Linked DNA regions of Homo sapiens: region 2 is linked to region 1. Evidence: chromatin loops called from intact Hi-C (ENCODE). Cell type or tissue: tibial artery. All regions are shown on one strand. Links, peaks and the distances in the headings refer to the core of each region. The heading gives the core; the rest is flanking DNA.

Region 1 (5,395 bases), core at 253-5,252:
TCAAAGAAATTCAAGAAAACACATAGAAGGGATTCAGAATTCTATCAGATAAATTTAACAAAGAGATTGAAATAATAAAAAGAGTCAAGCAGAAATGTTGGAGCTGAAAAATGCAATTAGCATACTAAGAATGCATGAGAGTCTTTTAATAGCACAATTGATCAAGCAGAAGAATTAGTGACCTTGCACGCAGGCTACTTGAAAATACACAGTCAGAGGAGACAAAAGAATAAAAAACAATGAAGCATATCTATAGAATCTAGAAAATAGCCTCAAAAGGGCAAATTTAAGACTTATTGGCCTTAAACAGGAGGTAGAGAAAGAGACAGGGGCAGAAAGTTTATTCAAAGGGATAGTAACAGAGAACTTCCTAAACCTAGAGGAATATCAATATCCAAGTACAAGAAGATTATAGAACACCAAGCAAATGTTACCCAAAGAAGACTACCTCAAGGGATTTAATAATCAAACCCCAAATATCAAGCATAAAGAAAGGATCCTAAAAGCAGCAAGAGAAACGAAACCAGTAACATGCAATAAAGCTCCAATGTATCTGGCAGCAGACATTCCACTGGAAACCTTACAGGCCAGGAAAGAGTGTCATGGCATATTTAAAGTGCTGAAGGAATAAAACTTTTACCCTCAAATAGTATATCTGGTGAAATAATCCTTCAAATATGCAGGAGAAATAAAGACTTTCTCAAACAAAAGCTGAGGGATCTCATCAACACCACACCTGTCCTGCAAGAAATGCTAAAGTCCTTCAATCAGAAAGAAAAGGATGTTACTGAGCAATAAGTAATCACCTGAAGATAGAAAACTCACTGGTAATGGTAAGTACACAGAAAAACAGAATATTATAACACTGTAACTGTGTTATGAAAACTACTCTTATGTTGAAAGATTAAATGATGAACCAATCATAAATAATAACTACAGCAACTTTTCAAGATATAGACAGTACAGTAAGACATAAATAAAAACAACAAAAAGTTAAAAAGTGGGGTGATGAAGTTAAGGTATAGAGTTTTTATTAGTTTTCTTTTTGCTTGTTTGTTTGTGCAAACAGTGTTAAGTTATTATCAAGTTTAAATAATGGTTAAAGATAGTACTTGTAAGCCTCATGGCAAACTCAAACCAAAAGTATACAACAGATACACAAAAAATAAAAAGCAAAAAACTAAATTGTATCACCAGAAAAAAAAATCACCTGTGCTAAAGGAAGACAGGAAAGAAAGCAAAAAGGAAAAGAAGACCACAAAAGAACCAGAAAAAAAATAACAAAATGGCAGGAGTAAGTCCTTACTTATCAATAATAACATTAAATATAAATGGACTGAATGCTCCAACCAAAAGACATCAACTGGCCGAATGGATGAAAACACAAGAACCATTGATCTGTTGCCTAAAACAAACACACTTCACCTATAAATGCACACATAGACTGAAAATAAAGGAATGGAAAAAGATATTCCATGCTAATGGAAACAAAAAAAAGATCAGGAGTTGCTATATTTACATCAGACAAAATAGATTTCAAGAAAAAAACTGTAAGAAGTGATATAGAAGGTCACTGTATAATGATAAAGGAATCATTTCAGCAGAAAATATAACAATTTTAAATATATATGACCCAACACTGGAGCACCCAGGTATATAAAAAGCAGCTATTATTAGAGCTAATGTGAGAGGCTCCAATACAATAGCTGGAGACTTCAACACCCCACTTTCAGCACTGGACAGATCTTCCATACAGAAAATCAACAAACAAAATAAAGCAACATTAGACTTAATCTGCACTGTAGACCAAATGGATCTAAAAGATATCTACAGAACATTTCATCCTATGGCTGCAAAATGCACATTCTTTTCCTTGGCACATGGATCATTCTCAAGGATAGACTATGTGATAGGTCACAGAACAAGTCTTAAAACTTTCAAAAAAATTAAGATAATATCAAGCATCTTTTTTGACTGCAATGGACTAAAACTAAAAATTAATAACGAGAGGAATCTTGAAAACTACATGAATACATGGAAATTAAACAATACACTCCTTAATAACCAGTGAGTCAGTGAAGAAATTAAGAAATTAAAACATTTCTTAAAAGAAATGATAATGGAAACATAACATACAAAAACCTATGGGATACAGCAGTAAATCAAACCTCTTTCCCTTATAAATTACCCAGTCTTGGGCAGTTCTTTATAGCAGCGTGAGAATGAACTAGTACATGGGTATATATCCAAAAGAAAAGAAATCAGTACATCAAAGAGATATCTGCACTCCCATGTGTGTTGCGGCACTGTTCATGATAGCTCAGATTTGGAAGAAACCTCAGTGTTCATCAACAGATGAATGGATAAAGAAAAGGTGGTACATATACATAGTGGAGTACTACTCAGCCATAAAAAAGAATGAGATTGACATTTGCAACACAACATGGATGGAACTGGAGATATTACATTACGTGAAATAAGCCAGGCACAGAAAGACAAACTTTGCAGGTTCTCACTCTGCATCTCCATATGAAATGGTTCAACTCTATTGATAAACTTTGTTTAAAGACCATTGTACTAGTCCGTAAAATAAAAACAAGAATATTTATGCTAACACCTGTAGAGAGCTGTCACAAGGAACTTAAGCAATGATGCATGAGAAAGTACATGGTACCGGCCATGGAAACTTAGGCCTAGGTATGGTGAGAAGATTATACTCACAAGCAAAACATTCATTATAAGGCTATCAGTAGCAAAGTCAGTTACTTTGTTGTTTTTCTTTTTTGGTTCTTTTAAATGTAAAACATTGAAAATCAAGTAGAGCAAAATTGCAATTTCTGCTTCTGCCCAATTCTAGTTCTAACCCCAGAAGAAATTACCGCTAGTAGTTTACTATGTCTACTTCTTGACATTTTCTACAGGTTATAGAATGTGTATACACATTCTATAATTCTATAATGTGTGTCTGTGCATGTGTGTGCATCCATGCATGCACATGTATTTACAAGAGTGAAATAATGGCATACTGGTTTCATACTGGATCTCAATACCACACTTGGAACAAGCCATAAAATCATAGGCACACATATTACAGAACGGTTTGTCTTTGCAATCTGGCCTGTCTGTGCCATTTATGTTCCGTTTTGGAATTGTTGATTCCAAGAAGGAAGGTAGAAGATATGGGTTAGCATCTTGGTATCGGGGGCAAGGGGTTCAGCATAAGTTCAAAGCAGAAAATTTTACGGTTCTACAATATATTGTTTTGCAAGTATATATTAAATATTATAGTTTTAATTCATTAGCCATATGTACTTTTAGCTCTAAGGATAAAAATATAAAACAGATGAAGTCAACTATAGTATTTATATTAGATTAACATAAAAATAGTAAATCTGAAGACAGCATTCTTAGTCAAATTTTTATAAAACTTAAGATTTCCTACATATATGAAATCTGTACCTTAAGATGCTATTTTCATAAAAATAGAGTAGCAAAGTTGTTCATTTTTAGTCATTTATGCTCCCCCCCACCTTTTCTTTGGCAAATGGCGCAACATAGCTCCCTGTGGAAGTCATTTATTTCCAGGTGTTTTCCTATCAAACATTTAAGTAACAAGAACAGCTGGTCATAATTTCAAGGAGCCATTAGGGAGAAAGCAGCAACCTCTGAAAACGAATGGAGTTTATAAGCAGAAATAGCTATAATGGTAATTTTAATTTTGTAGTAGGTTAAGAACATTTGTATTTGGTAGGCACATTTATTTTTATATTATTATCATATCACAAATTTAAATACAGATTCAAGGGAAATCCTAGGTCTTATTTTGCAAAGGATAGGAACATTCTTGTTCAGCAAGTGAGGAAGGATAATGGCATCCAAAGCAAAATTGTTAATTTTTCCAAAATCTAAGTGCAGGTCATACTCAGTTAAAAGCTTCAATTCTGTGTTGTGAATATCACTGCTGCATTTTACCTAGAGATAACCAGAATTATAGCTCTTTACCTTAAGACGACAAAAATATTAAAAGGTTTCTGGACCAATGTGATATTTTTCTTTGCTCACTCAAATTTCATATAAAAGAGAATTAAACATTAACATAGCATCATTATGCTAAATAAAACAGTTTGAATGGGTTTAAATAAGTTACTCATAGGTATAGAAACAAGACTAGATGTCTAATGTGAAAATTACAACGTTCTGTGTGTGAAAATTTTGTGAATTTAGGGCAGTACTGTCACTCAGTCTTTGCAAATTTTAATCCTGCAATTTACTTTGCTTTAGGTCGTAGGACCACAGAAAATTATGCCCAGAGATTTGAAAGCCTACAAGACTTCTAGGCCTGCTAGTTACAATAAAACAGCATAGTTTTCTCAGAATTGCAGTCTAGCTATTATGAGAATACCACCAATATTTCAACCTGCTAATTTGCCCAGAATGTGACTAAATTTTAACTTTTTATGAATTAGGTACCATTTATTTTGTCTGTGACAGAGGCTACCTATTAAATAGCTGCATTCTTGAAAGCTAGTATGCTCATTTTATTTTTAAGATGGTTGTTTCTTTAAGAGAACAAATAAAACTAAGTGTACTTACATTCCCATATGAATGGATTGACAGCTAAATAAAATGTTCTGTAGGAGTGCGCCCTTGCTACAATGAAGCAATGGTTTCATATAAGTGTCTGAAAAAAACTTGGCAACTATAAAATTGGTAATTACAGACTATCAGTTACTTCAGTTAAAATTTGAATTATTCTCTACTGGCATTTGAATGTTTATAGAGACAGAATAACACTTAATTAAAATATGACAGCACCTCCCAACCTGCAAACACACCATCCTCCATTAGCATAATATAAAGACTGAGGGTGGGCGTGGTGGCTCACTGCTGTAATTCCAGCACTTTGGGAGGCCAAGGTGGGAGGGTCCTTTGAGCCCAGGAGTTCAAGCCCCAGGCCCAGCCTAGGAAACACTGTGAAACTTTATCTCTACAAAAATACACACACACACACACTCTTAGCCTAGTGTGACCGCATGTGCCTGTGGTGCCAGCTACTTGGGAGGCTGAGGCAGAGGGATGGCTTGAGCCCAGGAGGTCAAGGCTGCAGTGAGCCATGATCACACCACCGCACTCCAGCCTGGGTGACAGAGTGAGACCCTGTCTCAAAATAAAAAAAGACTGAAGTGTGTGTTTGGCTGATTTTTATAAAGATAGAGGATGCAGATGCCTGAATCCTATCCAGGACAAGATAATAATTGGTAAGTCAATGATAACTCTGTCTCATTTTCAAGAATTTTATTATACTCTATAACATTAGGCTACTGTATATATGTATATACATGTATATCTACATATCTGCACACACAGAGTGATGCTTACTAAATGGGCTGGTCCA
Region 2 (5,395 bases), core at 198-5,197, 66 kb before region 1:
CTGTACTCCCAGCTACTCGGGAGGCTGAGGCAGGAGAATTGCTTTAACCCAGGAGGTGGAGGTTGCAGTGAGCAGAGAGATTGTGCCACTGCACTCCAGCCTGGGCCACAGAGTGACACCCTATCTCAAAACCAAAAAAAAAAAAGAAAAAAAAAAAAAAGAATAATCTCTGTACTTATGACTGTAGGAGGAAAGCTGTTAGTAAAAAATGGGAAAGACTTTGAAATGAGCAAAAATGATAAATGGATGTTCTTTCTAGGGTACGCTTGCAGCTTAACTGGGTCTTTCATTGGCTTTGAGCTATTTACAACTCTCTAAGTTGTAGAAAGCTGATGGTAATGCAGATGATTATTGTCCATACAAACGTGAATACATTTTGTCTGGTACTGAATAATTGATTGTTGCTTTGTGACTATTCACCAGTTTTGCCTCTGTTTATGAATTCATTTTAGTATTCCAGATTGCCTATTTAAATCTATCTTCTCAGAATTCTTTGAACAAATTTTAACTTCTTACTGATGCCCTTGTTAATTAATAAGTTAAATAAAATCTTTTACAAGCATTCATTTTCTATCTGTATGACAGTCATGAGTTCAACATCTTTTTGGAAGAAATATGTCTTAACACTAGGGTACAATAGCTGCTTAGTAATTCTCTTATACAACCTTTAGTAAAGGCCACATTTGGCATTTCACAGGTTTTCTAACAAGACTGACTTTCAGTGACATAATTTCGCAATTATCCGGCCTAATTCATGTCCACAAAGATTTACTGAGCCTTTGTTCCATGCACGTGTATCAGAGATCAGTAAGATCCACTTGGGTCCCATATAGTTCACATGGGTACAATTACAGCTCTAAGCTTGATGATGCTATGTGTTATGTTATGTGTAATAATAGAATCCCATGCAAAATGTCTGGGGAGACTGAAGAAGCAATGAATTCCAATGAGACAGAATGTGCTATACGTTATGAAGAAGGCAGGATTTGAGTTGAGTCCTGTAGGGTAAGTATGGTTTTTACTGAAAAAAAAGAGGAAAGGGCAAATATTTGAAAAGGCAGTGGGGCATGGAAGGGCATTTTGGCTGGAAAATTATCTCTCAGGTAGGTGGATGTGGGTGTGGACATGGGTGGGGACACCCCTGCAGGTAAATGGGAAGATGTGAAATTTGGGACAGGACCAAATTATGAAATCCCTCAATATCAAGCTTTGGAATCAGGCCAGAGCAGTTAAGACCTATCACAGGTTTTAAAGCAGAGAATGATGTCATTAGATCTTAATAGAAGACAGAGAGTTGACATTGTGGTGTCTTAAAATATCCCAGCTGCTAAACTGCTAAAAGAGATTTGTGATATAATCAGTATATTTGGGTTATGTTTACACTAGACAATCTGGAAGGGTATACTAGCCAGAATACCCTCTTATTATTTTTGCTCATTTTAAAGTCTTTCATATATATTTCTGACAGTCTCCCCATCATGATCTTGATATTCCCGAGATATTTTTAATCATGCATTCACAAAAAAAGACTGGTCTCCCTATCACAATTCTCTTCCTGTCAGAGAGTCTGGGAAAGGTCATAAGTACTTTAGAAACCCTGCTAAAGGGACATTAATTCAGAGATACATTTGGTTAGTATTAATGTCATAGATTTTATGGCTGTTACTTCCATGGATAATTAAATTAGTACTAGCCATATCCGTATAGGAATGTCTTTCAGGAGTATTCTTACTACCCACCTTGTTGACCCATCTTGCAACATGATTTCAAAATACAGGACCAGAAAGTCGACAGTGATAGAAATGTATCTTACAACTCTTGGCACTATAAGTAGTAGGAGAAGCAAGGTATTAAACTGTCCAGAGCAGATGCTAACATCTGGAAAATGACTGGTTTGTGTGAAACTATTAAAAATATTGTATTTTTCTGAATATTTTCTGATTTGACAGTTGTTATTTCTTATTCTAATATAATTTTAACAACTTTCTGCTTTTTTTCCTTAAAGAGAGATTCCCAAATTGGTATAAATTTTGGCTCCTATAAAACCAGATTCACTCTTGGGTATATGCCAGTAGATTTATTATAATAAGTTTATGCAACAAAAAGTCTGAGGATGACCTCCAACCCCACTATTGCACTGAAAATCTTGCCATTTTTTTTACCAACGACTTAATGACTATAATACCAATGACTATATTTGGTGGGTAATTTTCTCATTTAAAAGTGATAAAAAAATCCATAATTATGTGTAAAAAATGTGGAAATTATATAAATGGTTAAAGTAAGAAGTATAAATTTTCTTTCATCCCACTCTGCTCCCAATTCTACACACTTCTCAATGTGTAATCACTATTGACAGTTTGGAAGATTCTTCTGCACCCCATTCTCTTTGCATTTATGTGTGCATCTATGTGTTTATGTGTGCATATATATACTTATATTTATGGTATGTGTTTGTGTTTCTATATAGACAACTAATATTTTATGTTTTTTACATTACAGAGATAATACTATACATATTCTACAATATGCTTTCATTTAAGAATATCTATTACAGCAGCAGTCCCCAAACTTTTTAACAGCAGTGGCTGGTTTTGTTAAAGAGAACTTTTCCACAGACTGGTTTCGGGATAAAACCGTTCCACCTCAGATCGTCAGGCATTAGATTCTCATATGGAGCATGCAGCCTAGATCCTTTGCATGCACAGTTCACAATAGGGTTTATGCTCCTATGAGAATCCAATGCCACTGCTGATCTGACAGCAGCCAGATCTCAGGCAGTAATGCTTGCTCACTTGCAGCTCACCTCCTGCTATGTGGTCAGGTTCCTAACAGGCAACAACGGTCTGTGGCGGGGGTTGGAGACTCCTGTATTAGAGATTTTCCATGTTGGTATAAACAGAAGTACTTCCTTCCTTTTAGTATTATTAATAATGCATGGGATGAAGATACCATAGATTTATGAACCGTTATCTTATTGAGAGACAGGTGTCTTCAAATTATTTGCTAGGGTCAACAATGTTGCTTGCATGTGAGCATCCTTACATATACAATATTATGTAAATATATGTTCATTTCTATAAACTCATAGAAGCAGAATTCCTCTTGAAACTGGAGAATAAGGAGACATATTCACTCATACAATAGGAGGCAAGAATAAAGAGAAATAAGAAGCTGAGAAACAAGAGTTAACTGGGGATTGGTCAAAATGAAGAGAGGAAAACTACAGTGAAATGTAGGCTATGTCTTCAAATAGGTCTGGAGGCTAATGAGGGGGATTGAGAAATGTCATGATATTTGTTCTGGATATTTAAATACCAGCCTGCCTCCTGCACTCAAAGACTTTTCAAAGAGCTCTGTGTTATATTGTGTACCAGGGCCTGGAGAATATCCTGACAATCTGTGGGAAGTTTTGCACAGTAATGGGGACCTTGAGGAAAGTGGCATTTGGCAGATTGTGACTTTACAGGGAGGAAATACTAAGGGAGCCTTTCCCAGAACTGTACAGCGCTGATCTCCCCAGGTCTCACACACTGCTTGGTAACTGGGAGTGATTATAAGTCTTGCAGTCTTACAGAAATAATTGCAAAGAAGTGAATGAGTGAGGAAAAGCCACAACATCGTGTTAAGCAAATCAGTGAGATTTTAAGGGAGAAGATGAGGTCTCCTGTGCCCATAAAGCAGTGGTTCTCAAACCCTCGTTGTTCATTAAAATGACCTGGACAACTTTAAAAAATCTTGATTCCCAGGCCACTACCCTGACTAATTAAAATTAAATCATAATCTTAGAGGGTGGAACCTAGCATCAGTACTTTTAAAGCTCCCCAGGTAATTTCAAGGTGGTTTAAATGCTAATGAAATTAGAAATTACCAGCAATCAATATTCATGAGTCACAAGGAATTATAGTTATGGATTTTGCCAGTCATGTTCAGATCTGGAATATGCCCTCAAGTTATATAGCATTTAGCAAAGATGCTTTTCCTAGGCTATCCCATTGCAATTGATTCACTCTTTGATCTTAGAGACTTTTACTATTAGTAAATAAATATATCTGTAGGTACTAAATCTATGGTATATATTTACTGAGTAAGAATCCATTGCAAATTGCAAATGGAATAACTGGTTCCCGTTAGCAGTATTTGTCAAATGTGCTTTTCCTTGGGTTTTGCTTTTGGGTGTGAGATTTCCTTGCAATGTCATAGTGATGAAAGCATTAGCATTTCACATATGGTGTCCTTGCCTCTCAGTATAATTCATCATCTAAGGTGGGGAACTGCCTTGCGTTCACCTGCAATTATTTCTTGTAATTAGAGCTGCCCCCACATGTAATGCTCTCCCCGTGAGATCCCAGATAATACATTTCAGGGCAAGGATTATTTAATTCTTCCCTGGTAAACTGATCCATCACCAAAGTGTTTCAATTTGTATTGAAAAATGCTACATGGGGTCAGTTCCTAGATGAGTATATCTTGTTCTGTCATTTTGCTGTAAAAAATTCCTATAAAAATTTCCTTTAAGAAAGTTGGACCTGTGGCAATTAAGGAATGAGAAAATACCTAAATTTTTTTTTCTGACGTCTATTTTCCTTCAAAGCAAACTTCACCAAGTTTTACACATAACGTTCCCTTAATTTATTGTCAGAGAGATTGCGTGCCTATTATGCATTTCTTTCCTCTTTTATTTCAAAGTTTTCTACATTTCACAATATTTTCTGATTTTTTTTTTTTTTTTTGAGACAGGGTTTCAATCTGTCCCCCCAGGCTGGAGTGCAGTGGTGTGATCTTGGTTCACTGCAACCTCTACCTTCCAGACTCAAGCAATCCTCCCTATTCAGCCTCCCAAGAAGCTGGGACTACAAGCGTGTGCCACTGTGCCTGGCTAACTTTTGCATTTTTAGGAGACAAGGTTTTGCCATGTTGCCTAATTTTCTGATTTTTTTTAAAAAATTCCTAAACTTTTAAACATTTTTTAAATTTCTCTATAAAAACATTCTTTGGGTCAGGCACAGTGGTCCACGCCTGTAATCCCAGCACTTTGGGAGGCCAAGGTGGGTGGTTCACGAGGTCAGGAGTTCAAGACCAGCCTGGTCAAGATGCTGAAACCCCGTCTCTACTAAAAATACAAAAATTAGCCGGGCGTGGTGGTGGGCGCCTGTAATCCCAGCCACTCAGGAGGCTGAGGCAGGAGAATTGCTTGAACCCGGGCGGCAGAGGTTGCAGTGAGCTGAGATTGCACCACTGCACTCCAGCCCGGGCGACAGAGCAAGACTCTGTTTCAAAAAAAAAAAAAAAAATCTTGGTGTCATGATCCTAAAAAGTTCTCATTCTTTCTCCCTCTGATTGAGGTTGGATTTGACTTGACTGTCAACTATAGGACAACCAGTGATGGTTTCCA

Evidence for each region. Hi-C counts contacts between places; a loop is a spot of excess contacts. Peaks named below come from ENCODE experiments on the same cell type or tissue, not always from the same donor. Only the 100,000 strongest peaks of a DNase experiment are listed, where the experiment ranks them.
Region 2: it touches region 1 in a loop (3-fold over the local background); 1 of 110 quality-filtered maps calls a loop at or near these places.

What each region holds. Positions count from the first base shown.
Region 1 is chr16:77,031,901-77,037,295 of GRCh38, reverse strand. No RefSeq gene overlaps it. Among named protein-coding and RNA genes, the nearest start is that of MON1B, 160 kb to the left of the region's middle. In tibial artery, for the core only: no CTCF peak of the experiment used is centred there; no DNase peak of the experiment used is centred there.
Region 2 is chr16:77,097,929-77,103,323 of GRCh38, reverse strand. No RefSeq gene overlaps it. Among named protein-coding and RNA genes, the nearest start is that of MON1B, 91 kb to the left of the region's middle. In tibial artery, for the core only: no CTCF peak of the experiment used is centred there; a DNase peak (open chromatin) is centred at 2,653.